Linked DNA regions of Homo sapiens: region 1 is linked to region 2. Evidence: read pairs that join two places in POLR2A ChIA-PET (ENCODE). Cell type or tissue: OCI-LY7. All regions are shown on one strand. Links, peaks and the distances in the headings refer to the core of each region. The heading gives the core; the rest is flanking DNA. Region 1 overlaps BLVRB (biliverdin reductase B). Region 2 overlaps SHKBP1 (SH3KBP1 binding protein 1).

Evidence for each region. ChIA-PET counts read pairs that join two places held together with the same protein. Peaks named below come from ENCODE experiments on the same cell type or tissue, not always from the same donor. Only the 100,000 strongest peaks of a DNase experiment are listed, where the experiment ranks them.
Region 1: POLR2A ChIA-PET joins it to region 2 with 18 read pairs; 21 of 35 experiments call an interaction of 5 or more read pairs at or near these places.

The regions. Positions count from the first base shown.
Region 1 is chr19:40,449,545-40,465,223 of GRCh38, forward strand. BLVRB (biliverdin reductase B) reads right to left here. Exons shown (of 5, transcript NM_000713.3): 2 at 8,837-9,001; 3 at 8,611-8,700; 4 at 1,820-1,948. Among named protein-coding and RNA genes, the nearest start is that of BLVRB, 8.4 kb to the right of the region's middle. RefSeq lists an enhancer at 15,275-15,394. In OCI-LY7, for the core only: CTCF peaks have their summits at 14,992 and 15,191; DNase peaks (open chromatin) are centred at 12,287 and 14,977; H3K4me3 peaks cover 977 bases; H3K27ac peaks cover 2,728 bases.
Region 2 is chr19:40,587,505-40,595,512 of GRCh38, forward strand. SHKBP1 (SH3KBP1 binding protein 1) reads left to right here. Exons shown (of 18, transcript NM_138392.4): 14 at 1,120-1,275; 15 at 1,578-1,674; 16 at 2,740-2,918; 17 at 3,226-3,349; 18 at 3,472-3,893. The coding sequence ends at 3,703. It also overlaps a transcript of LTBP4 not described here. Among named protein-coding and RNA genes, the nearest start is that of LTBP4, 9.9 kb to the right of the region's middle. In OCI-LY7, for the core only: no CTCF peak of the experiment used is centred there; DNase peaks (open chromatin) are centred at 4,857 and 6,957; H3K4me3 peaks cover 1,088 bases.

The DNA.
Region 1 (15,679 bases), core at 7,604-15,603, 130 kb before region 2:
TGACAGTTGGGGAAATTTTACTACGGAGTGGATACTAAATGATATGACAGAGTAAATGTCACTTTCCTTAGGTGTGAGCATGTTTTGTGTGCAAATATCTTTCTTTTAGGAGATGGCTGTCTAGGTATTTAGGAGTTAAGTGCGACAATGTTGCAATTCCTCTCAAATGATTAAGCCAAATATACATATGCATATATGTTTTCACAATATATTCAGCAAAATCTAACTATATATTCATGGAGAGAGAGAGAGGAGGAGAGAGGGAGAGACAACAGGATAAAATGCTAAGCATTGAACCTAAACAAAGGGCTTATGTGTATTCATAAACCTTTAATGCTTTCAAATCGGGAGGTGTGGAAGTTTTCACACACTTGGCTGGGCGTGGTGGCTCACGCCTGTAATCCCAGCACTTTGGGAGGCCAAGGTGGGCAGATCACGAGGTCAAGAGATCGAGACCATCTTGGCCAATATGGTGAAACCCCGTCTCTACTAAAAATACAAAAATTAGCTGGGCGTGGTGGCACGCGCCTGTAGTCCCAGCTATTCGGGGGGCTGAGGCAGGAGAATCACTTGAACCCAGGAGGCAAAAGGTTGCAGTGAGCCAAGATCGCACCACTGTACTCCAGCCTGGCGGCAGAGCAAGACTCTGTCTCAAAAAAAAAAAAAAAAAAAAAAAAAAAGCCAGGCGCAGTGGCTCACGCCTGTAATCCCAGCACTTTGGGAGGCCGAGGCGGGCGGATCACAAGGTCAGGAGATTGAGACCATCCTGGCTAACACTGTGAAACCCCGTCTGTATTAAAAAATACAAAAAATTAGCCAGGTGTGGTGGCGGGCGCCTGTAGTCCCAGCTACTCGGGAGGCTGGGCAGGAGAATGGGGTTTCACCATGTTAGCCAGGATGGTCTCGATCTCCTGACCTTGTGATCTGCCCGCCTCGGCCTCTCAAAGTGCTGGGATTACAGGCGTGAGCCACCGCACCCGGCCATTAATATCTATCTTTTCTTGTCTTTTTCTTTTTTTTTTTAGACAGGGTCTCACTCTATTACCCAGGCTGGAGTACAGCAGCCTGGGCAACAGTTTATTGCAGCCTTGATCTCCTGGGCTCAAGCCATCCTCCCGCCTCCCAGTAGCTGGGACCACAGGTGTGTGCCACGACGCCCAGCTAATTTTTTTTTTTTTTTGTAGAGATAAGTCTATGTTGCCCAGGCTGGTCTCAAACTCCTGGGCTGAAGAAATCCTCCCGTCTTGGCTTCCCAAAGTGATGAGATTACAGGTGTGAACCACCATGCCTGGCCTATGTATCTATCTATCTATCTATCTATCTATCTATCTATCTATCTATCTATCTAATCTCTATCTCCCATACTAGAAATGTAAGCCATGGCGGGGCATGGTGATGCAGGCCTGTAATCCCAGCTACTCAGGAGGCTGAAGCCCCAGAATCCATAGACATAATGGATTAAACCATTAGCCAGTGGTAATCCCCTCAACCTTCAATCCCTCACCACTCCCCAGAGGTGAAAGTCCCAACCCTGTAATCCAGCCTTAGTCTTTCTGGTGACCAGACCTGAAGCTGCCTAGGGGCTGCCAGCTCTCAGTGAACTCATTAGCATAGAAAAAGACATTTACCATTTTGGAGATTCCAAGGATTTTAGGAGTTGTATGCCAGGAAACAGGGACAAAGGCCAAATATATATGTCACAATATCATAGGAAGGTTTGCAATTTTAGGGTGGTCAGGGAAGGCCTTGCAGATCTCCCCAGAGGGCAGGAGGGAACAGGCAGATGGCATTGGTGCCACCAGGTCCCTGCCCTGCTTACCTATGTGTGGCGGCATCACAGCCACGTACTTCAGGCCTGATTCCCGCAGCACCTTGTGCATCCGGATGTGGTCATCAGTCACAGCCTGCAGTCGTGGGGGCACCTTGGTAGGGTCCCAGAGCAGGAAAGCTGGAGGGAACACAGGGCAGGATCAGCCTGGGCTCTCTTGTCTTTTTTTTTTTTTTTTTGAGACAGAGTGTCGCTTTGTCACCCAGGCTGAGTGCAGTGGCGCAATCTCGGCTCACTGCAACCTCTGCCTCCCGGGTTCAAGCAATTCTCCTGCCTCAGCCTCCCCAGTAGCTGGGATTACAGGTGCACACCACCAGGCCTGACTAATTTTTGTATTTTTAGTACAGACAGGGTTTTGCCATGTTGGCCAGGCTGGTCTCAAACTCCTGACCTCAGGTGATCCACCCTCCTCCACCTCCCAAAGTGCTGGAATTACAGGCATGAGCCATTGTGCCCAGCCAAGGGCTCGCTTGTCTTGATGCCAGGACAAAACCCTGCCATGGCTGACCATTGCTTTCCAGTTGCAAAAACAGGGGAGTCCTCTGGGGCTCCTCTTTCCCTCACACCCCAGGTAAGAGCTGTCTGCTGATCACAATAATTCCAAATCTGACCTCTTCTCACTCCGCCTGGTCCTGTCCACTGTTACCTCTTGCCTGGACCAGCCCAGCAGCCTACTCCCTGGTCTCTCAGCCCCTCCTTCCCTCCTCCCAAGGAGCCCGTGAACACCCCTATCAGTTCACATCCATAGCTCCATCTCACTCAGGGTAGAAGCAAAGTCCCCATGGCCAGCCCTCAAGGCCCCACCTGATATGGCCCCATCAGCCCTCTGACGTCCTTGCCTACTCTGCCTACCACTCTCTCTTACACGCCTCTGCTCCAGCCAGGTTCTGCCTCCCAGCCTTGGCAATGTCTGATTCCTCTGCCCCTGATGCATTTCCCTCTCTTTTTTATTTTCTCTGAGACAGGGTCTCATTCTGTTGTCCAGGCTGGAGGACAGTGGCGTGAACACGGCTCACTGCAGCCTTGACTTTCTGGGCTGAAGTGATCCTCCTGCCTTAGCCTCCTGAGGAGCTGGGACCACAGGGGTGAGCCACCAAACCCCACTATTTTTTTTTTTTTTTGAGACAGAGTTTCCTTCCCTCTTGCCACCCAGGCTGCAGTGCAATGGCATGATACCGGCCAAGCCTGGCTAATTTAAAAAATTTTTTTAGGCCGGGTCTGGTGGCTAACCCCTGTAATCCCAGCACTTTGGGAGACTGAGGAGGCCAGATCGCCTGAGGTTAGGAGTTCGAGACCAGCCTGGCCAACATGGTGAAACCCCATCTCTAGTAAAAATACAAAAGTTAGCTGGGCATGGTGGTGCATGCCTGTAGTCCTAGCTACTCAGGAGGCTGAAGCTGGAGAATTGCTGGAACCCTTGAGGCGGAGGTTGCAGTGAGCTGAGATCGCGCCACGGCACTCCAGCTTGGGAGACAGAGCAAGACTCCATCTCAAAAACAAAGCAGAACAAAACAAAACAAAACAAAAAAAACACAAAAATTAGCCAGGTGTCGTGGTGCATGCCTGTAATCCCAGCTATTCTCAGGAAGCTGAGGCAGGAGAATCCCTTGAACCTGGGAGGCAGAGGTTGCAGTGAGCCGAGATCGTGCCATTGCACTCCAGCCTGGGTGACAGAGCAAGACTCCGTCTCAAAAGAAAAAGAAAAAAACATTTTTTTTGTAGCGATGGAGGTCTTACCAAGTTGCCCAGGCTAGTTTTGAACTCCCGGGCTTAAGCGATCCTTCCATCTCGACCTCCTAAAATGCTGCGATTACAGGTGTGACCCAGGACCCTTTGCCATTTCCCTCTCGTAGCCACATGGCTCCCTGTTTTCTTTGCAGACTTTGCTCAAAGGTCACCTTTCCATGCAGCTTTTCTTGACTGTCCTGTTTAAAATTGCAAAATCCTGTCTCCCCCAGCCCAGTTTACCAATCCCTTTTCTTGGGGCCTTGTTTTCTCCCTAGGACCCTTCCCCTGCCACCACACGCTAGAGTTATCCTGTGACTCTATCACATTTCCTGCTCCAATCCCAGCCCTTAGAAGCATCTGGAACATTGTAGGTACTTACTAAATATTTGTTCAGGAATTAGCTTTCAACAAGCTATAACTTGGCCAAGCTACACCAGCTGACATTTATAGAACTTTTACCTCAAGCCAAGAACTATGCTAAATATTTTTAGGAGCAGTTTGGTGAATAGTTAAAGAGCTTGGGTTTTGCCTAAAGTCAAGTACTGGATCGACCACTGGCCAGCTTCTTGTTTCCTCATGTGCAAACTGGGATGATATAAATTGTTCAAAGGCTGGGCAGAGTGGCTCACACCTGTAATCCCAGCACTTTGGGAGGCTGAGGTAGGAGGATCAGTTGAGCCCAGCAGTTCTAGACTCACCTGGGTACGATGGTGAGACCTGTCTCTACAGAAAATTAAAAAATTAGCCAGGCGTGGGGACCTGTGGTCTTAGCTGCTTAGAAGGCTGAGGCGAGAGGATCGCTTGAGCTCAGGAGTTCGAGGCTGCAGTGAGCTGTGATTGCACCGCTGCACTCCAGCCTGGACAACAGAGCAAGACCTTGTCTCAACAAAAAGAAATAAATAAATAGTTTGAGTAATGTTAGTGGTTATAAAAAGGTGTGTCACAGAGACCAGCCTGGGCAACAAAGCCAGACTCTGTCGCAACAAAAAAATTTTAAAAATTAGATGGGCATGGTGGCACATGCCTGTGGTCTCAGCTACTCAGGAGGATCCCTTGAGCCTAGGAGTTGGAGGCGGTAGCGAGCTATGATGACATCATTCTCACTGCAACCTCCACCTACAAGTTTCAAGTGATTCTCCTGCCTAAGCCTCCTGAGTAGCTGGGATTACAGGCGTGTGCCACCACACCTGGCTAGTTTTTGTATTTTTGGTAGAGACGGGGTTTCACCATGTTGGCCAGGCTGGTCTCGAACTCCTGACCTCAAGCGATCCACCTGCCTTAGCCTCCTAAAGTGCTGGGATTACAGCGTGAGCCACTGCGCCTGGTCTAGGATTTCCTCTTTACAGATGAGAAAACTGCGGTGCAGAGTGTGAAGTGGGTTTTTGTCTGCAGCCTCCAGTCTCCAGTTCACAATCTCAAATCCAGTCTCTAACTTACCCCTAGTTTCTTTTTTCTTTTTTTTTTTGAGGCAGTCTCGCTCTGTCACCCAGGCTGGAGTGCAGTGGCACGATCTCAGCTCACTGCAAGCTCCTCCTCCCGGGTTTACGCCATTCTCCTGCCTCAGCCTCCCGAGTAGCTGGGACTATAGGCACCCGCCGCCACGCCTGGCTAATTTTTTGTATTTTTAGTAGAGACGGTGTTTCACTGTGTTAGCCAGGATGGTCTCAATCTCCTGACCTCGTGATCCACCCACCTTGGCCTCCCAAAGTGCTGGGATTACAGGCGTGAGCCACAGCACCCGGCTGTTTTGTTGTGTTTTGAGACAGGGTCTTGCTCTGCAGCCAAGGCTGGAGTGCAGTGGTGCCATCACGGCTCACTGCAACCTCTGCCTTCTAGGCTCAAAGGATCCTCCTACCTAAGCTTCCCAAGTATTGGGGACCACAGGTGTGTACCACCACACCCAGCTAATTTTTTGTATTTTTTTTTTGTAGAGATGGAGTTTTGCTGTGTTGCCCAGACTGGTCCTGCACTCCTGGACGCAAGCAATCCGCCCACCTTGGCCTCTCAAAGTGCTAGGATTACAGGCGTGAGCCACTGTGCCTGGCCTTACTCTGGGTTTCTTTCTAATCCTCTCAGATGCCTCCATAAAAAACAATCCTCCCCAAGCCCTAATGGATAAACTCCAAGCTCCTTAGATGACAAAAATCTTTCTAATCTTTTACCTTGACATTTGAATATGGAGGGAAGATTAAACTCTAATAATTAGAGGCTGGAAGATAATTAAAGTGTGACAATAGCACTGTGGTGCTGGAAGAGAAAAGTCCTTTTTCTTGGGACTTGCCGAAGGTGTCTGTGGGTGTGCAACTCCATTTCAAATAGTTTAGGAAGTCTGGGCGCAGTGGCTCATGCCTGTAATCCAGCACTTTGGGAGGCCAGATCACTTGAGGTCAGACCAGCCTGCCCAATATGGTGAAACCCCATCTATACTAAAAATACACACACACAAAATTAACCAGATGTGGTGGCAGGCACCTGTAATCCCAGCTACTCAGGAGGCTGAGGCAGGAGAATCCCTTGAACCCAGGAGGTGGATGTTGCAGTGAGCCAAGATCACGCCACTGTATTCCGGCCTGGGTGACAGAATGAGACTCTGTCTCAAATAAAAACAAACAAACAAAAAACCCAAATAGTTTAGGAGAACAAAAACAAAATCTATTTGTGTATGTGTATGTGCATAGATAAACCAATTACAAAACACAATCACAATTTTAAAATCAGGAATATGGCTGTTGGCCAGGTGCAGTGGCTCAGGTGTAATCCCAGCACTTTGGGAGGCTGAGGCTGGTGGATCGCTTGAGTCCGGGAGTTCGGGACCAGCCTGGGCAACATGGCGAAACTCTATCTCTACCAAAAATACAAAAATTAGCCAGCCTTATAACCCGGTCTCAAAATAAATAAATAAATAGATAGATAGCTACAAACTTAAAAATAAAAAAAGAAAAGGAATATGGTTGTTCACACGACTATTAACTTTTCTGTTTAAAAATTTTTATAATAAAAAGTTAAAAAGTATATTGAGGACCTACACATTGAAGTAAGCAGCCATGATGTATGTAAGCTAACTTCAAATGGGTCAGAAAAAAAACATTGTGTGTCTGTGAACAGAGGACGGTAGGTGTACTGGTGTCCTTTCAATTTTTCTGTAAGTTTAAGATCATTTCCAGATAAAAAGTTAAGCTGGACTCAATGGCTCATACCTGTTGCCCCAGCTATTTGAGGGGCTAAAGTGAGGGGATTCCTTGAGCCCAGGGGTTCAAGGGTACAATGAGCTATGATCAGGCCACTGCACTCCAGCCTGGGTGACAGAGCGAGACCTTGTCTCTATGTTTGTTTTTTTTTTAATGAAAAAAAAAATCCTGGCACACCTAAGACTTTAATATTTAGAAAACAATCTAAACAAAAAAAAATGAGAAAAAAGAAAGCAAATTAAATCAATTTTACAGGTTTGTCTTTTTCATGGAAGCAAAACTTAACCAGTTAAATTGGTTTTTAAGACATGGGAGAGTCTGGACGTGGTGGCTTATACCTGTAATCTCAGCACTTTGGAAGGCTGAGGTGGGAGGACTGCTTGAGGCCAGGAGTTCAACATCAGCCTGGCCAACATGGCAAAACCTTGTCTCTACCAAAAATACAAAAATTAGCAGGGCATGGTGGCAGGCGCCGGTAATCCCAGCTACTCAGGAGGCTGGGGCAGGAGAATCACTGTGGGCCACGATCTTGGTCCCAGGCACCATGAACCCGGGAGGTGGAGTGGCGGTTGCAGTGAGCTGATACCACGCCACTGCACTCCAGCCTGGGCAATGGAGTCAGACTTCATCTCAAAGAAAAAAAGACATGGGAGAAAAAAACAAAACTAAAATTAACAGCAGACCATTCCAATCTGCGAACAAAAGTAAGACCTTGTCTCTACAAAAATATCAAAAAATTAGCCAGGTGTGGTGGTGCATGCCTGTAGTCCCAGCCGCTTGGGAGGCTGCAGTGGGGAGGATCACTTGAACCCAGACTGAGGCTGCAGTGAGCCATGGTTGCACCACTGCACTCCAGCCTGGGTGACAGAAAGTCTCAAAAAAAAAAAAAAAAAGTGAACCATTCTGAAATCGCAAGTTTACTCGTGTATTACTTTTCCATTTCAGAGCTTGAGGAAAAAAGCCATAAATGATTTTGCTTCCTACCCTCCAACTAGGTCTGGCCTCCAGGCCTCTTTGCTTGCTTTGTCCTCTGCCTGGAGTGTAATTACAATCATCAGGCAGCCCTCCCTCATGCCACTTCCCTTTCCAGGGAGGCAATTTGTGTCATGAAACACACTTGAGGTCAGGAGTTCGAGACTAGCCTGGCCAACATGGCGAAACCCTGTCTCTACTAAAAATACAAAAATTAGCTGGGCATGGTGGTGCACACCTGTAGTCCCAGCTACCTGGGAGGCAGAGGCAGGAGAATCACTTGAGGCAGGAGAACCACCTCCGGGAGGCGGAGGTTGCAGGGAGCCAAGATCACGCCACTGCACTCCAGCCTGGGCATCAGAGCAAGACTCTATCTCAAACAAACCTCAAAATAACTATAAATAAATAAATAAATAAATAAATGATTATACAGGGCAACTATTTGCTTAATGTCTGTGTCCCCATAATCGGGAGCTCTGTGAGGGCAGAGACCTAGTGTCTATCCACAGCTCTATCACTTCCTCTGGGAGGCCTACCCTGACCTCTCTCAGCCTAAGTCGGACGCCTCCTCTGGGCTCCCATAGTCCTGTAGTTTCTCCCATTGTGGCCCTATCCCCTCTGCCTGCCTCCCGATCCCAGCTCCGATGATCTGGATGTCAGTTTGATCATGGATCTGTTTACCACCTCTCTCTGTGAGCCTTGTGTGAGCAGGGCCCAGGGCTGTACAGGTCACCACTGTGTCCCCAGCATCACCCAGTAAGGTTCAGGCACACAGCTGGTGTTCAGTAAATGCACAGTAACATGGAATGGCTTCAGCGTCACCTTTCAGAGGCCCCTGGGCTGCCTCCCCAGTACCCCCCAGTTCAGCCCCACCTCCATGATCCCACCACCCACCCGAGGTGCAGGCCACGACCTTGTCCACACCATGAGCCTTCATGGCTGCCACAATGTTCCGGGCGCCCTCGGACATCACTGTCGTGGGACCTTAGAGGGGACAGAGAGTGGCTGTCACTGGTGGGCGGCGGCGGCGGCAGGGGTGGCAGGGGCGGGGCCGGGGGCGGGGGTGGCGCTGGGGGCCGAGGTGTAGGGGAGGGCCGTGGGCAGAGGGGGGGCTCAGTACTGAGGTCATTGCGGGTGCCCAGCAGCACGATGACAGCGTCCTGCCCAGCCACGGTCTTGTCCACATCGGCTGCCTGCAGAACATCTCCCACTACCACGTGGGCCGGCCGGGGCCCCTCTGATGGCAGCCTGGAGGAGTCCCGCACCAGCACTGTCACTTCGTAACCTGTGGGCAAAGAGGAGCAGAGAGCCTGGTCAGTGGGCTGGCACTCTTGGGCTCCAGGAGCTGGGTCCTAGAAGCCACCATGAACTCTCAAATCCATCCCCTCCTCTGTTCTGGGGAAGTGGTCTTCAAACATTTTTGGTTTTTTCTTTTTGTTTGTTTTGTTTTTGAGACAGGGTCTTGCTCACTTGCCCAGGCTGCTGTGCAATGGTGCAGTCACAGCTCACTGCAGCCTCAACCTCCGGGGTTCAACTGATCCTCCCATCTCAGCACCCCAAGTAGCTGGGACCACAGTGTGCACCACCACACCCAGCTAATTTTGCAATCTTTTGTAGAGAAGGGGTTTTGCCATGTTGCCCAGGCTGGTCTTGAACTCCTGGGCTCAGGTGATCTGCCTGCCTCAGCCTCCCCATGAGCCACTGCGCCGTGGCCTTCAAACATTTTTGCTGGCATACCTACAGTTGATGCTTAGTATTGGGCTGATTATTAAAATAGACCATACCTTGGCCAGGCATGGTGGCTCACGCCTGTAATCTCAACACTTTGGGAGGCTGAGGCGGGCAGATCACCTGAGGTCAGGAGTTTGAGACCAGCCTGGACAACATGATGAAACCCCATTGCCACTAAAAATACAAAATTAGCCAGGCATGGTGGCACATACCTGTAATCCCAAGTACTTGGGAAGCTGAGGCAAAAGAATCACTTGACCCGACAGGCGGAGGTTGCAGTGAGCAGAGATTGCACCAGTGCACTCCAGCCTGGATGACAAAGCGAGACTCTATCTCAAAAAAAAAAAAAAAAAAAAAAAAAAAAAAAAAAAAGACCATACCTTCATGATAATTCATAAATAATCTGAACTGAAGCCTCCAAGCACCACACCCTGTAAATTCCTTACCTTCTATTTATTATTATTATTATTTTTTGAGACGGAATCTCACTCTGTAACCCAGGCTAGAGTGCAGTGGCACAATCTCGGCTCACTGCAACCTCCGCCTCCCGGGTTCAGGCACGTGCCACCACACCTGGCTATCATTATTATTTTTTTTGAGATAGAGTCTCCCTCTGTTGCCCAGGCTGGAGCACAGTGGCATGATCTCAGCTCACTGCAACCTCCGCCTCCCAAGTTCAAGCGATTCTTTTGCCTCAGCCTCCCGAGTAGCTGGGACTACAGGCGCATGCCACCACATCCAACTAATTTTTGTGTTTCTAGTAGAGATAGGGTTTTACCATGTTGGCCAGGCTGGTCTTGAACTCCTAACCTCAGGTGATCCACCCACCTTGGCCTCCCAAAGTGCTAGGATTACAGGCGTAAGCCACTGTACCCAGCCAGCAACTTCCCTACCCTCTAACAACTAAAGGGTTAATGCAGGCATTGCACTGGTCTCTGTCTCCCATCCATGGTCCTGGAAGAAACTGAGGTTCTGAGGGGGACATGGGTTGCCTACAGACTGACCAGTGCTGGGATTGGTCCCAGCCCCTGCTGCCCAGCCTTACTGCTGGGAAGCCCAGCCCTCCTTTAGTGGTCATTAAAGATTTTTAATATTGTCTTAGTATGTTCCTTCCCAAAATAATTTTGGATAATTTTGTTTCTCTTCAACACACACACACATACACACACATTTTAAAGTTCACAACTAACATATTTCTTCCTTTGTTTTAAACATTGGCAAAGGATGTTAACATTTGGGTATACTGTAATAGCAACATATATATATATATATATATATATATATTTAGAGACAGGGTCTTGCTCTGTTGCCCAGGCTGGAGTGCAGGGGCGCCAATCATAGCTCACTGTAACCTCAAATTCCTGGGCTGATGCCTATTATAATCCCAGTGCTTTGGGAGGCCAAGACAGGAAGATTGTTTGAGGCCAGGAGTTTGAGACCAGACTGGGCAACATAGTGAAACCCCGTCTCTGCAAAAAAAATAAAAAAAATCTAGCCAGGTGTGCTGGCGCAACCTGTAGTCTCAGCTACTCAGGTGGCTGAGGCTGTAGTGAGCTATGATTGTACCACTGCACTCCAGCCTGGGCTACAGAACAAGACTCTGTCTCAAAAATAAATAAATAAATTAAATTAAATTAAATTAAATTAAATTAACAAAAAGTTTAGGCTACTACCTGGCACAGAAATAAGAGTTACCTGGTGCTGGGCGCGATGGCTCACGCCTGTAATCCCAGCACTTTGGGAGGCCAAGGCAGGTGGATCACCTGAAGTTGGAAGTCCAAGACCAGCCTGACCAACACAGGGAAACCCCGCCTCTACTAAAAATACAAAATTAGCCAGGCATGGTGGTGCATGCCTGTAATCCCAGCTACTTGGGAGGCTGAGGCAGAAGAATCGCTTGAACCCAGGAGGTAGAGATTGCAGTCAGCTGAGATTGTGCCATTGCACGCCAGCCTGGGCAACAAGAGCGAAACTCCGTCTCAAACAAAACAAAACAAAACAAAACAAACAACAACAACAACAATAAACATAAAAAACCAAAAAACCCAAAAAGACACAATAAAAAAATTAAAAAAAGAGATGGGGTTTTGCATGTTGGCCAGGCTGGTCTCGAACTCCTGGACTCAAGTAATCTGCCTGGCATGGCCTCCCAAAGTGCTGGGATTACAGGCATGAGCTACCGAGCGTGGCCTATTACACCTTGTAACCATTTTGCAACTTTATCTCCTGGCCTGATCCAGGCCTACGTCTCCTTCCTGGTCCCTTTCCTGGGTCCTCCCTGGGCTCCTGGACCCAGTCCTGCCCTCTCCAATCCATATTCCACACAGCAGCCAGACAGAGTTCTCCACAGTAATATTTAAGTGCCTCTCTGCTCAGTTGCCTCCCGCAAGCCTGAAATGCCCTGTGATAAAACCCATGCTCCTCATGCCAGCCTTCCAGGCCCCTCGGGATCTGGCTTCTCCTCTCCAGGCTCTGCTGAAGCCTCTGCCCTCTTCACCCACAGCACATTTTTTTTTTTTTTTTTCTGAGACGGAGTCTCGCTCTGTTGCCCAGTCTGGAGTGCAGTGGTGCAGTCTCGGCTCACTGCAACCTCCGTCTCATGGGTTCAAGCGATTCTCCTGCCTCAGCCTCCTGAGTAGCTGTGATTACAGGCGCCTGCCACCATGCCTGGCTAATTTTTTTGTATTTTTAGTAGAGATGGGGTTTCACGATGTTAGCCAGGCTGGTCTCGAACTCCTGACTGTGTGATCCACCTGCCTCAGCCCCCCAAAGTGTTGGGATTACAGGCATGAGCCACTGCACCCGGCCCCAACTGCTCTTCTTTCAGTTCCTCAAATGCATGGTGCTGCTTCCTGCCTCCTGGACTTTGCACGTGCTGTGCCCTCTGCCTGGAACACCCTTTACCCTCTTTACCCGGTCCCCCCAGTAACTTGTACTTCCTCTGTCACAGCCCTCTTTATGCTGACCTGCAGCAAACCAAGCACCCTGTGGGTCCAGGGACTGTGTCATGTTTTCTGCCATCTCCCTGAACCTTTGTAAACACAAAAGCACAGGCATTACTGCCCCAGGGACCTTGATCCAAACTCCAGCTCTGCCACTTACCAGCTGAGGAACCTCATGCAACCTCTTCCGTGATTGGACCTCAGCTTCCTCATCTCTGAAGTGAGGATCACAGCACCAGCCTCCCCGTGCTATGTGACCACCTTTCATAGGGGAATGACACAAGATCTGTGCTGCCCTCACACATGGGGGAGCAGCAGGGGCTTGCATGGGCCAATATGGGCATTCTTTTTTTTTTTTTTTTTGAGATGAAGTCTCACTCTCTTGCCCAGGCTGGAGTGCAGTGGCGCAATCTCAGCTCACTGCAACCTCCGCCTCCCAGGTTCAAGCGATTCTCCCACCTCAGCCTCCAGAGTAGCTGGGATTATAGGTGTGCACCACAACACCCGGCGAATTTTTTGTATTTTTAGTAGAGATGGGGTTTCACGGTGTTAGCCAGGGTGGTCTCGATCTCCTGACCTTGTGATCCGCCCACCTTGGCCTCCCAAAGTGCTGGGATTACAGGCGTGAGCCATGGTGCCTGGCCTCTTTTTAAGCTTTTTGAAAATCTCAGCCATTGGCCGGGCGTGGTGGCTCACGCCTGTAATCCCAGCACTTTGGGAGGCTGAGGCGGGCGGATCATGAGGTCAGGAGATGGAGACCATCCTGGTTAACATGGTGAAACCCCATCTTTACTAAAAATACAAAAAAAATTAGCTGGGCATGGTGGCAGGCGCCTGTAGTCCCAGCTACTTGGGAGGCTGAAGCAGGAGAATGGCTGAACTCGGGAGGCGGAGCTTGCAGTGAGCTAAGATTGTGCCACTGCACTCCAGCCTGGGCGGCAGAGTGAGACTCTTGTCTCAAAAAAAAAAAAAAAAAAAAAAAAAAATCAGCCATCAATACAAAAAATTTCATTGCCTAACCTGGTGTACACAAACGCATACATATATAATTAAAATGAGTTTCACAAAACTAATACTTAACATGTGATACATTTTGATACTATGTCATCATTTGTTACCCTATATTGTTGATACACGTTGTGACCATATGTTTCAGATCTCATTGTAACTCACAGTTTGAGAAGCATCAGGTTGCAACAACCCTGCAAGGTAGGTATCATTATCCTGTCCACATTGATGGGGAAACTGAGGCAATTTTAGGCAACCGGGCCAGGATCACACAGCTAGTAGGTAGAGAAGGTTGAATTTTTACCTAAGTAAGTCTGATCCAGAGACTGCAAAATTCAATGCTAGTCTAAGTACCTCCTATATAAGATCTCATTTAATTATCCCAAGAGCCCTAGGGCAAGTACTACCAGTTTTGTCATGATCTTACACATATCTAGGTACACAGATGACAAGGCATTTGGTCACAAAGGCTGTAAGCCGCAGAGCTGGTGACTTGAATGTGGGCAGGCTGGCACCAGAGTTCATGCCTGTTAAGACTCTTGGCCCTACAGAACCATTGTGAACTCCAGTTAATCCAAGCCCCTTCTCCCTCCCTCCCTCCCTCCCTCCCTCCTTCCCTCCCTTCTTTCCTTCCCTCCCTCCCTCCCTCCATCCCTCCCTCCTTTTCTTCCTTCCTTCTTTCCTTTCATCTTGCTGTGTCACCCAGGCTGGAGTGCAGTGGTGCAGTGATGCAATCTTAGCTCACTGCAACCTCCCAGGTTCAAGCGATTCTTGTGCCTCAGCCTCCCAAGTACCTGGAATTACAGGCACGTACCACTGTGCCCAGCTAATTTTTTTTTTTTTGAGACAGAGTTTCACTCTTGTCGCCCAGGCTGGAATGCAGTGGCGTAATCTCGGCTCACCACAACCTCTGCCTCCCGGATTCAAGCTATTCTCCTGCCTCAGTCTGCCAAGTAACTGCGATTACAGGCACCAGCCACCATGCCCGGCTAATTTTTCGTATTTTTAGTAGAGACGGGGTTTCACTATATTGGCCAGGCTGGTCTCGAACTCCTGACCTCGTGATCCACCTGCCTCAGCCTCCCAAAGTGCTGAGATTACAGGCGTGAGCCACCGCACCCAGCCTCTTTTTCTTTCTTTTTATGTATTTTTTTAAATTTGAGAGACAGGGTCTCACCCTGTCACCCAGGCTGGAGTGCAGTGGTGCAAACACAGCTCACTGTAGCCTTGAACTCCTGAGCTCAAGCAATCCTCCCACCTGAGCCTTCTGAGTAGCTGGGACTACAGGCATGCATCACCACGCCCAGCTAATTTATTTTTTTTTTGTATTTTTGTAGAGATGGGGTCTTGCTACGTTGCCCAGGCTAGTCTCAAACTCCTGGCCTCAAGCCATCCTCCCGCCTTGGCCTCCCAAAGTGCTGGGATTATAGGCATGATCCACCGTGCCTGGCCAGCCCTTCCCTTTGCTGAGGGGGACAGCAAAGCTGAGAGCTGGGAAGAGATTTTTCAGAGCCACAGCTCTGAAGCTCCCTAGGCTCCAGTTCTTAACCCTCTGAGTGCAGTCCCAGCTATGACCAGCAGGGTGGGCGAGTGGAATTCGGTGGAATTAGTGGATTTCCAGGTGACTCAGCGCCTCTCAACTTCTCTCTCTTACTTCCTTCTCCATTACTCCCGAATAAATGCTTATCAGCAAACTGGTTTTTACTGAGAGGCCCACAGCTCCCCATTCTCCACAAGTCAAGATCCTCACGTGGTCTCCCTGGGGAAGGGGAGAGTTATGGACCTAGAGAAGAACTTTCAGAGTCCCTCCAAGGGAGACAGCAGAGTGGGGTCCTGTTGGCCTCCACCCTTTTGGGGCACGCAGATAGTCAATATCTTCAGCGTCCCCAAGGCCTGCAAGGGTGGGGCCCCATATCTGGAAGTCCCAGGCCCAGCTGGGAGTTGGTCAAGTCTGGGCTGTGGGGGCAGGGAGTGCTGGGGGATGGTTATCCCCTTTTCTGCCCTCTCTCCTGGGGCAACTCCAAATTTTCAGCCCTCATTGACTTTCCCAGGACTGCTGTCCCCAAGTCTTCACTCATGTCTCTCTGTGACTCCTTCCCATTAGGTACTCGCAGCAACCTGACCCCCCAACTTTTTCAGTTTCCAGCCTGGGGACTTGTGGTGGTTAAGAGCATGAGCTGAGTTCAAATCCCAGTCCTGTCAGTTAACAGCTGTGTGATATTGGGCAAGTCACTCTCTGGGTCTCAGTTTTCTCATCTGTCAAGTAGGGTGATACTAGTTCC
Region 2 (8,008 bases), core at 9-8,008:
TGCTTGAACCTGGGAGGCGGAGATTGCAGAGAGCCCAGATCATGCTACTGCACTCCAGCCTAGGCAACAGAGCGAGACTCCATCTCAAAAATAAATAGATAAAAATGCAAATCAGGCTGGGCACTGTGGCTCATGCCTATAATCCCAGCACTTTGGGAGGCCAAGGTGGGAGGATTGCTTGAGGCTAGGAGTGTGAGACCAACCTGGACAACAAAGTGAGACATTGTTTCTACAAAAAATTTTTAAAAAATTAGCCAAGTATGGTGGCATGCACCTGGGGTCCCAGCTTCTTGGGAGGCTGAGGTGGAGGGATCACTTGAGCCCAAGAGTCAGGGGCTGCAATCAGCTATGATTGCACCCCTGCACTCCAGCCCAGGCAACAAAGCAAGACTCTATCTCATAAAATATTAATAAAATAATCTAAATCAACACCAGGCAATGATAAGGGCTATGAATAAACATGAAGCTGTGTGTGGCTAGAGAGTGTCAAGTCGCTGGAGAGGGGTCATTCAGGGAAGGCCTGAGGAAGGACCTTTGAGCAGAAATAACAGAATGAGCAGTGCAGATTGGTAGGGACAAGCATTCAGGCCGAGGGAACAGGCATTGCAAAGGCTCTGAGGTGAGAGGATGCCTGAGGAAGTGCAGGGAGCCACTTGTGCCTGGAACAGAGTAAATGAGGGGGAGAATGGGAGGAGATGAGGGTATGGAGGTGACAAGGGCAGGAGCCACAGAGGGCTCCGAGCAGGGGAGGGACATGACTAGCTTCAGGTGTTCACAGGCTCCACCTGGCTGCCCGTGGGAGCACACTACTGGGATAGGACAGGAGCAGGGACCTCTGGGAGGGGCGTGCTGATACGGTCCAGGCAGGTGACGAAATGGACCAGGACCGGTGTGGGGCAGAGGATAGGGCAAGGTGAGATCAGGCTCTGGAACAGTTTTGGAGGCAGAGGCAACAGGGTTTTTAACATTTGGAATTCTGGGGAGGAAAGGATTCTCTGAAAGGGAAGAACTCAGCAAGGGCTGACCCTCCTGAAACGGGGCTGTCCTGAGGCTCTGGACGGGCAGGCAGCATTGATGCCTGCACCAGGCCTGACTTCCTGCTCTCCTTGTGCCCCTCAGTCTGTGCCGACAACAACCACGTGCGGACATGGTCTGTGACTCGCTTCCGCGGCATGATTTCCACCCAGCCCGGCTCCACCCCACTCGCTTCCTTTAAGATCCTGGCTCTGGAGTCGGCAGATGGGCATGGCGGCTGCAGTGCTGGCAATGACATTGGTGCCTACTGGCTCCTGGCCTTCCCACCCCACTGACCCCCTTACCTGACCCCTGTTGACCTCCGCTGATTCCCACTTGCGGCCACCTGACCCAGGAGCCTGCAACGATTGGGGTGTCCTGATCCTTGAGGCACCTGAGCTCCACTGACTGCCACAACCCCCCAGCCCTCTCTGGCCCTGCCCAACTCTAACAACCTGGGGATGGGACTGGGGTCTTGGGGTGGTGGGTTTCATCAGTGGGGAAGGAAGTCTGAGGCTGAGGGAATCCCAGCTGGCCCTGACCCCTGCCCCTGCCTGGCCCAGGCCCCTACGGTGAGCGGGACGACCAGCAAGTGTTCATCCAGAAGGTGGTGCCCAGTGCCAGCCAGCTCTTCGTGCGTCTCTCATCTACTGGGCAGCGGTGAGGACAGTCCTGTCCAACAGGGAGGGAGGACAGTCCTGTCCAACAGGGAGGGAGGTCAGGGGAGAAGGCAAGATGCTAGCCAGATCACTGAGGCCAGAAAGGGGTCCCAGCCAAGGAGCATTGAAGGAGCAAAGGCTGGGAGGGAGGACAGGCCTGGTAGGTTTGTCTTCTGGTATCAAAGGTGTGACAGGTGTTGGTGGGACTGACCTGGCGCAGTGCCAGCCCAGTGCAGGCAGGGCCAGGTTGAAGGCACAGGGGGTGGGGTCAGGGTGGGATGGGGGGCCCAGGCGGAGGGGGAGGGGTGGGATGGGGGCCCAGGGGGAGAGGTCGGGGTGGGATGGGGGGACCAGGGGGAGGGGTTGGGGTGGGATAGGGGGACCAGGGGCAGGGGTCGGGATGGGATGGAGGAGACCCAGGGAGCTGTAGGAGCCTTGCTTCAGCTGGGAAAGGGGCCTCGGAGGATGTTCTGGATGAAGGGACTCTGAGCAGAGACCTAGAGGACAAGTAGGAAGGAGCAGAAGAAAGAAGGCAGGGGAAGGGGGCCCCAGCCTGAGGGAACTGTATGTGCAGAGGCTGAGAAGGGCCAAATAGGGTCACATGGGAAGGACACGTGGGCTCCTGGGCTGGAGCACAGAACAGGAGGTGAGGATGGGGTGCAGATGCGGGCGGGCCTTGTCAGGCTGTGGAAGGGCTGAGGCTTTGTCCTGTGCGGGGAGCCGTGGCCACTGCATGGGGGATGAAAGGAGGCTTGATGGGAGGCCAGGAGCCCAGGGAGGAGGCCAGGAGGCTGATAGGAGGTGGGGGAGCAGCTGGGACGGGCCTCAGGTCTTCCCTGCAGTGGGAGCAGGGAAGAGCAGAAGCTCTGGGAGACTCCCTGGGTGTTTGGGGCTGCGGTGTCCAAGAGCTGCTGGACCCTTGGGACTGGAACTCAAAAGCAGGCTAGGGATGGATAAAGATTGGGATGGCCCCTGGAGAGGCAGGAACTGCAGCCACAGTGGTGGGGACTGGGACGAGGAAGGGTGAGAAAGCGAGGGTGACCACCTCCCCCACTGCACCCCCCAGGGTGTGCTCCGTGCGCTCCGTGGACGGCTCACCCACGACAGCCTTCACAGTGCTGGAGTGCGAGGGCTCCCGGCGGCTCGGCTCTCGGCCCCGGCGCTACCTGCTCACTGGCCAGGCCAACGGCAGCTTGGCCATGTGGGACCTAACCACCGCCATGGACGGCCTCGGCCAGGCCCCTGGTACTCCCTGCCCCACCCCAATCCCGTCCCAAGCCCCACAGCCTCACCCAGAACCACTCTCCACTGCCAACTGCTTGATCTCTCTCCCAGGCCCTTGCCCTCTGACCCCTTTTCCTTTGACCCCCTCTCTGCTCCCCATCCCTTCCTGCCCTTGTTTTTCAACCCCTGTCTCAGCCTCTGGCCCCCATGCATTGATCTCTGCTTCCTCTCTCCTGTCCTGACCCTCGGTGCTTGCACTGCAATGCAACCCAGGCCCTTGCCCTATGACCCCTGTCTTGCCCCCTGACCCTGCTTCCGTGCCCCCCAGCAGGTGGCCTGACGGAGCAAGAGCTGATGGAACAGCTGGAACACTGTGAGCTGGCCCCGCCGGCTCCTTCAGCTCCCTCATGGGGCTGTCTCCCCAGCCCCTCACCCCGCATCTCCCTCACCAGGTAGCCACAACTCCACTGCCCCTTCTGTGCAATGAGGGGAGAGGGGACAGCATGGTGTTCCCGGGGACAGAGTGGCCCAGCTGCCCCGTGATGACGTGCACTTACTGTCCTTACTTCCTCAGCCTCCACTCAGCCTCCAGCAACACCTCCTTGTCTGGCCACCGTGGGAGCCCAAGCCCCCCGCAGGCTGAGGCCCGGCGCCGTGGTGGGGGCAGCTTTGTGGAACGCTGCCAGGAACTGGTGCGGAGTGGGCCAGACCTCCGACGGCCACCCACACCAGCCCCGTGGCCCTCCAGCGGTCTCGGCACTCCCCTCACACCTCCCAAGATGAAGCTCAATGAAACTTCCTTTTGAACAACGCAGCTGCCATGATGCCTTGGGATGCCCTGGTCCTGGGGGACTCAGGTGCCTCCCTGATTCCTGTGGGAACCCCGGGTTCAGGGCCAGGGCCTCCTTGGAATAAATGGTTATTGTTACTAGGTCCCCACCTTCCCTCTTTTCTGGAAGCCAAAGTCACCCTCCCCAATAAAGTCCTCACTGCCAACATCTTGCTTATTCTTAGCAGGTTTGGGACTCCCCAGGAAAGGGGTGGGGAAGATGTGGGACCCAACCCGATATATGCAAAATCAGGAACATCTACCTCTCTTGTTTAAGCAAAGGGAGGCCAGGCATGGTGGCTCACATCTATAATCCTGGCACTTTGGGAGGCCAGTTTGCTTGTGCTCAGAAGTTTCAGACTAGCCTGGGCAACATAACAAAACCCCATCTCTACAAAAAAATACAAAAATTAAGCAGGCATGGTGGTGCATGCCTGTGGTCCCAGCTTCTTGGGAGGCTGAGGTGGGAGGATCGCTTGAGCCTAGGAGGCCAAGGCTACAGTGAGCCATGATCACACCACTGCACTCCAGCCTGAGTGACAGAGTGAGATCCTGTCTCAAAAACAAAACAAAACAAAAAAGGTGTTGCAGGGGAGGAATGTGTTGGCTTTTACTCTGCCTTCAGGCATGGCTGGATCCGGGGCTTCAAACACTAATTCAGAATATCTTTTTTTCTTTTTTCTTTTCTTTTTTAAAGTCTCACTCTGTCATCCAGGCTGGAGTGTAGTGGTATGATCTCAGCTCACTGCAACCTCCACCTCCCGGGTTCAAGCAATCGCAATCCTCCTGCATCAGCCTCCCGAGTAGCTGGGATTACAGGTGTGCACCACCATGCCCAGCTAATTTTTTTATTTTTAGTAGAGACAGAGTTTCACCATATTGGCCAGGCTGGTCTCGAACTCCTGACCTCAGGTGATCTGCCCACCTCAGCCTCCCAAAGTGCTGGGATTACAGGCGAGAGCCACTGTGTCCGGCCCAGAATATCTTTTTATCTCCTAACTTCACTTACCTCTGGAATACATCTTCAATCAGGTTTTCTCTCTGTGGCAAGGTGACTCTAAGCAGCTGCTTAGCAACTCTTTCTTCCCTAGCAACAGCAAAAATCACAAGACTGATTTTCATTGGCTTGAATTAAGTCAGGTGGCCATTCCTGAACCAATTACTGTGGCCAGTGTGATGAAGGCCTTCCATTATTGCAGCCTGGATCATGTGTCCTGCTGTATTTTTAGTAGAGGCAGGGTTTCACCATGTTGGCCAGGCTGGTCTCAAACTCCTGACCTCAGATGATCCACCTAACTCGGCCTCCCAGAGTGCTGGGATTACAGGCGTGAGCCACCTTTCCTGGCTGGCCTTGGGATTTTTTTTCCCCAAATAATGCCCGTTCCTACGGCACTTCCTTGAGGAGATTTTCTGCATCTTTTTTCCTTGTGCCAATAAAAAAGGGACAGAAAGTGGGGACAGACTAGGAGTAGAGAATACTAGAACATGCTAATTCTAGAATTCCATAGTTTCTGGAATGCCAGAGCTTCTGAAACATAGTAGAGAGGGGTCTCGAACATTAGGACATCTCGGACACAAGGATATTCTGGAGTGCTCATGGATTAACAATATTAGAGTTCTCCCCTGCTTATCAGAGAATCCAGAATATAGAAGTTTCTGACAAAAAGGACCTGAAAAATCACTGATTCTAGAATAGGGGAGTGTCAAGGGGAGTTCATACCCATGAATCTCCACCGGTAGGAATATCTTGCATGCCAGGATGTCTGGAATGCTGAGAATTATAGGATACAGAAAGGAACCTGGATTACTAGGAAATCTAGAGAATGGGAGAGATCCTGGACTATCCGCCCTTCCAGAGCACTGGAAGGTTTGTTTGCGTTCCAAGAAATCCATAATGGCAGGAGATTCCGGATTATCAGAGAATCTGGAACACAAATGGGAGACGTAAAAGGTGAGTGCCTCTGAAACCGGGGTGTTCTGAAATAGCTGTGCACCTCAAACCCTAATTTTGTTTTTGTTTGTTTGTTTTTGAGACAGGGTCTTGCTTTGTTGCCCGGGCTAGGGTGCAGTGGTGCAATCATGGCTCACTGCAGCCTCGGCCTTCTGGGCTCAAGTGATCCTCCTGCCTCAGCCTCCTGAGTATTTGGGACTACAGGTGTGTGCCACCACAGCCAGCTACTTTTTAAGTTTTTTTGTAGAGACATTGTCTCACTATGTTGCCCAGGCTGGTCTCAAACTCCTGGGCTCAAGCCATTCTCCTGCCTTAGCCTCCCAAAGTGCTGGGATTACAGGTGTGAGCTACCATGCCCAGCCTCACACTCTAGAAAATTTTTTACATGCCAGGATATTCAGAATATTGGGGGATATTGGCATGTTAGGAAATCTAGTATGTAGGGGGAGGGCCTGGAAGGTCAGGAAATCTAGAATATGGTGGTGTTTTGTAATGCTCACAGATCTAGAATATTAGAGTCATTTTTTTTTCCAGGCCGGAGAATCCAGAACGCTCGTGTTGCTGAAATGCTGGTCATTCTATTCTTATTTCATGTTTAAATTTTTATTATTTTCTTTATTTCTTTTTTTTGAGACAGGGTCTTTCTCTGTTGCCCGGGTTGGAGTGCAGTGGTGTGATCTCAGCTCACCTCAACCTCTGCCTCCCGGGTTCAAGTGATCCTCCCACCTTAGCCTCTTGAGTAGCCGGGATTACAGGCGTGCGCCACCATGCCTGGATAATTTTTGTATTCTTAGTAGAGACAGGGTTTCACTGTGTTGGCCAGGCTGGCCTGAAACTCCTGACCTCAAGTGATCTGCCCTCCCACCTCGGCCTCCCAAAGTGCTGGGATTACAGACGTGAGCCGGCCTTATTCTGGGGGAGGGGGTGGGGGGGGAGAGAGAGAGAGGGAGAGAGAGAGGAGAATTTGGGATGTTAGCAAATCTAGAACACTGAAGAGCTGGGTTTTTTAAATGCTAGAGATAGTATTATCCTAGTATAGTATTAACTCTGTGTGTTTTTGTGCGTGAGAGGGCATGGGGGGAGGGGTGGAAGATTCTGGAATGCGGGGGGACTAGAACTCTGAGGGATTCTGAAGGGTTGAGATGAGTTAGGATTCAAGAGGTGACATAGACACGATCCTGGGAGATAGTGACACTGATGGGAGGGATGGGGAGCTGGGGACTCCAAATTCTAGGGGGAGGGGAGGCTAACGCCGGAAGTTGCAGTGGTGAGCCAGAGGATGTTGCCTAGCAACAAGCATTGAAGATGCGCTGGATCCCGGACAGAAGGGAGAAATTTCAGCAGCGCCCCCAGCAAATGCTCCAGCCACAGGGTAGGAGGTGGTGAGGGGGGAAGCGGGTAGGGATATGCTGTCCTGCAGGGTCATGTGAGCAGGGGTCTTGGGGGTTATACAAAAACAGGGTCATGGAGTACAGTCATGGGGCAGAGCCGGGCTCTGGGACAGCCCACGAATAGCTGTGAATGGAGTGTGAGTGCCGTCGTCACCTGCCCCAGGGACTGTGTGTCCCTGGACGGTGCTGGACCCAGATTTCTGGGTGTCAGTGTGGGATGGAGGCATGGATTGCTGTAGGTGGCAGTAATGGTGTGTAGCCGTGTGAGTCAGCCTGTGTGTCTCACAGTGAGCGGGGGTGAAGGGCTTCCCCGTCAGTCCTGCACACCCTCCTGGATTGGAAGAAGGAGCAGGAGTGGGGGGTGGGGGGTGCAACTGGATCAGTTGCCATTCTTGGTCTGGGGTGGGCTCTGTGGTCACGGCGTGTGGCCTAGTACCCTGTGTGGGTGGAGCCTGGGATCCACGAGGTGGGGGCGGGGCTAACGCTACAGAACTGGGAAGCTTAAGAATCCAACTGCTTTGGGATATGGGGCCTGGAACCCCAAAGCGAAGCAAACATGAAAGGGGTGGGCTTGGGATCCTACATGTGGTCACGTCCCAGTTTTCTGTGGGAAAGGGTGTGGCCTGAAACTCTGGAAAAAGAGGTGATTAGGGGCAGAGTGAAGCTCTGAGGGTGGTGCCTTAGGGAGAGAAGGGGCTTGTATTTCAGAGAATATAGGGTGGAGCCTTGAATTTATAATGATCTTCTCAAAGAATTGATCCCTTCTCAAGGCCCTAGGCTTCAGGGGTTCCAGGCTCACCATCTGCAAAAGCTTGCTCCCCGAAGCTCTGTCCCTCAGTGAACCCAGCCAGGCTCTGCCCCTGACCCACAGGATCTGCTCCCAGGGGGTCCTGGGGGCTCCTGGCTCTGCCCCCTCCTGCACCTCACTTATTGCCATCCC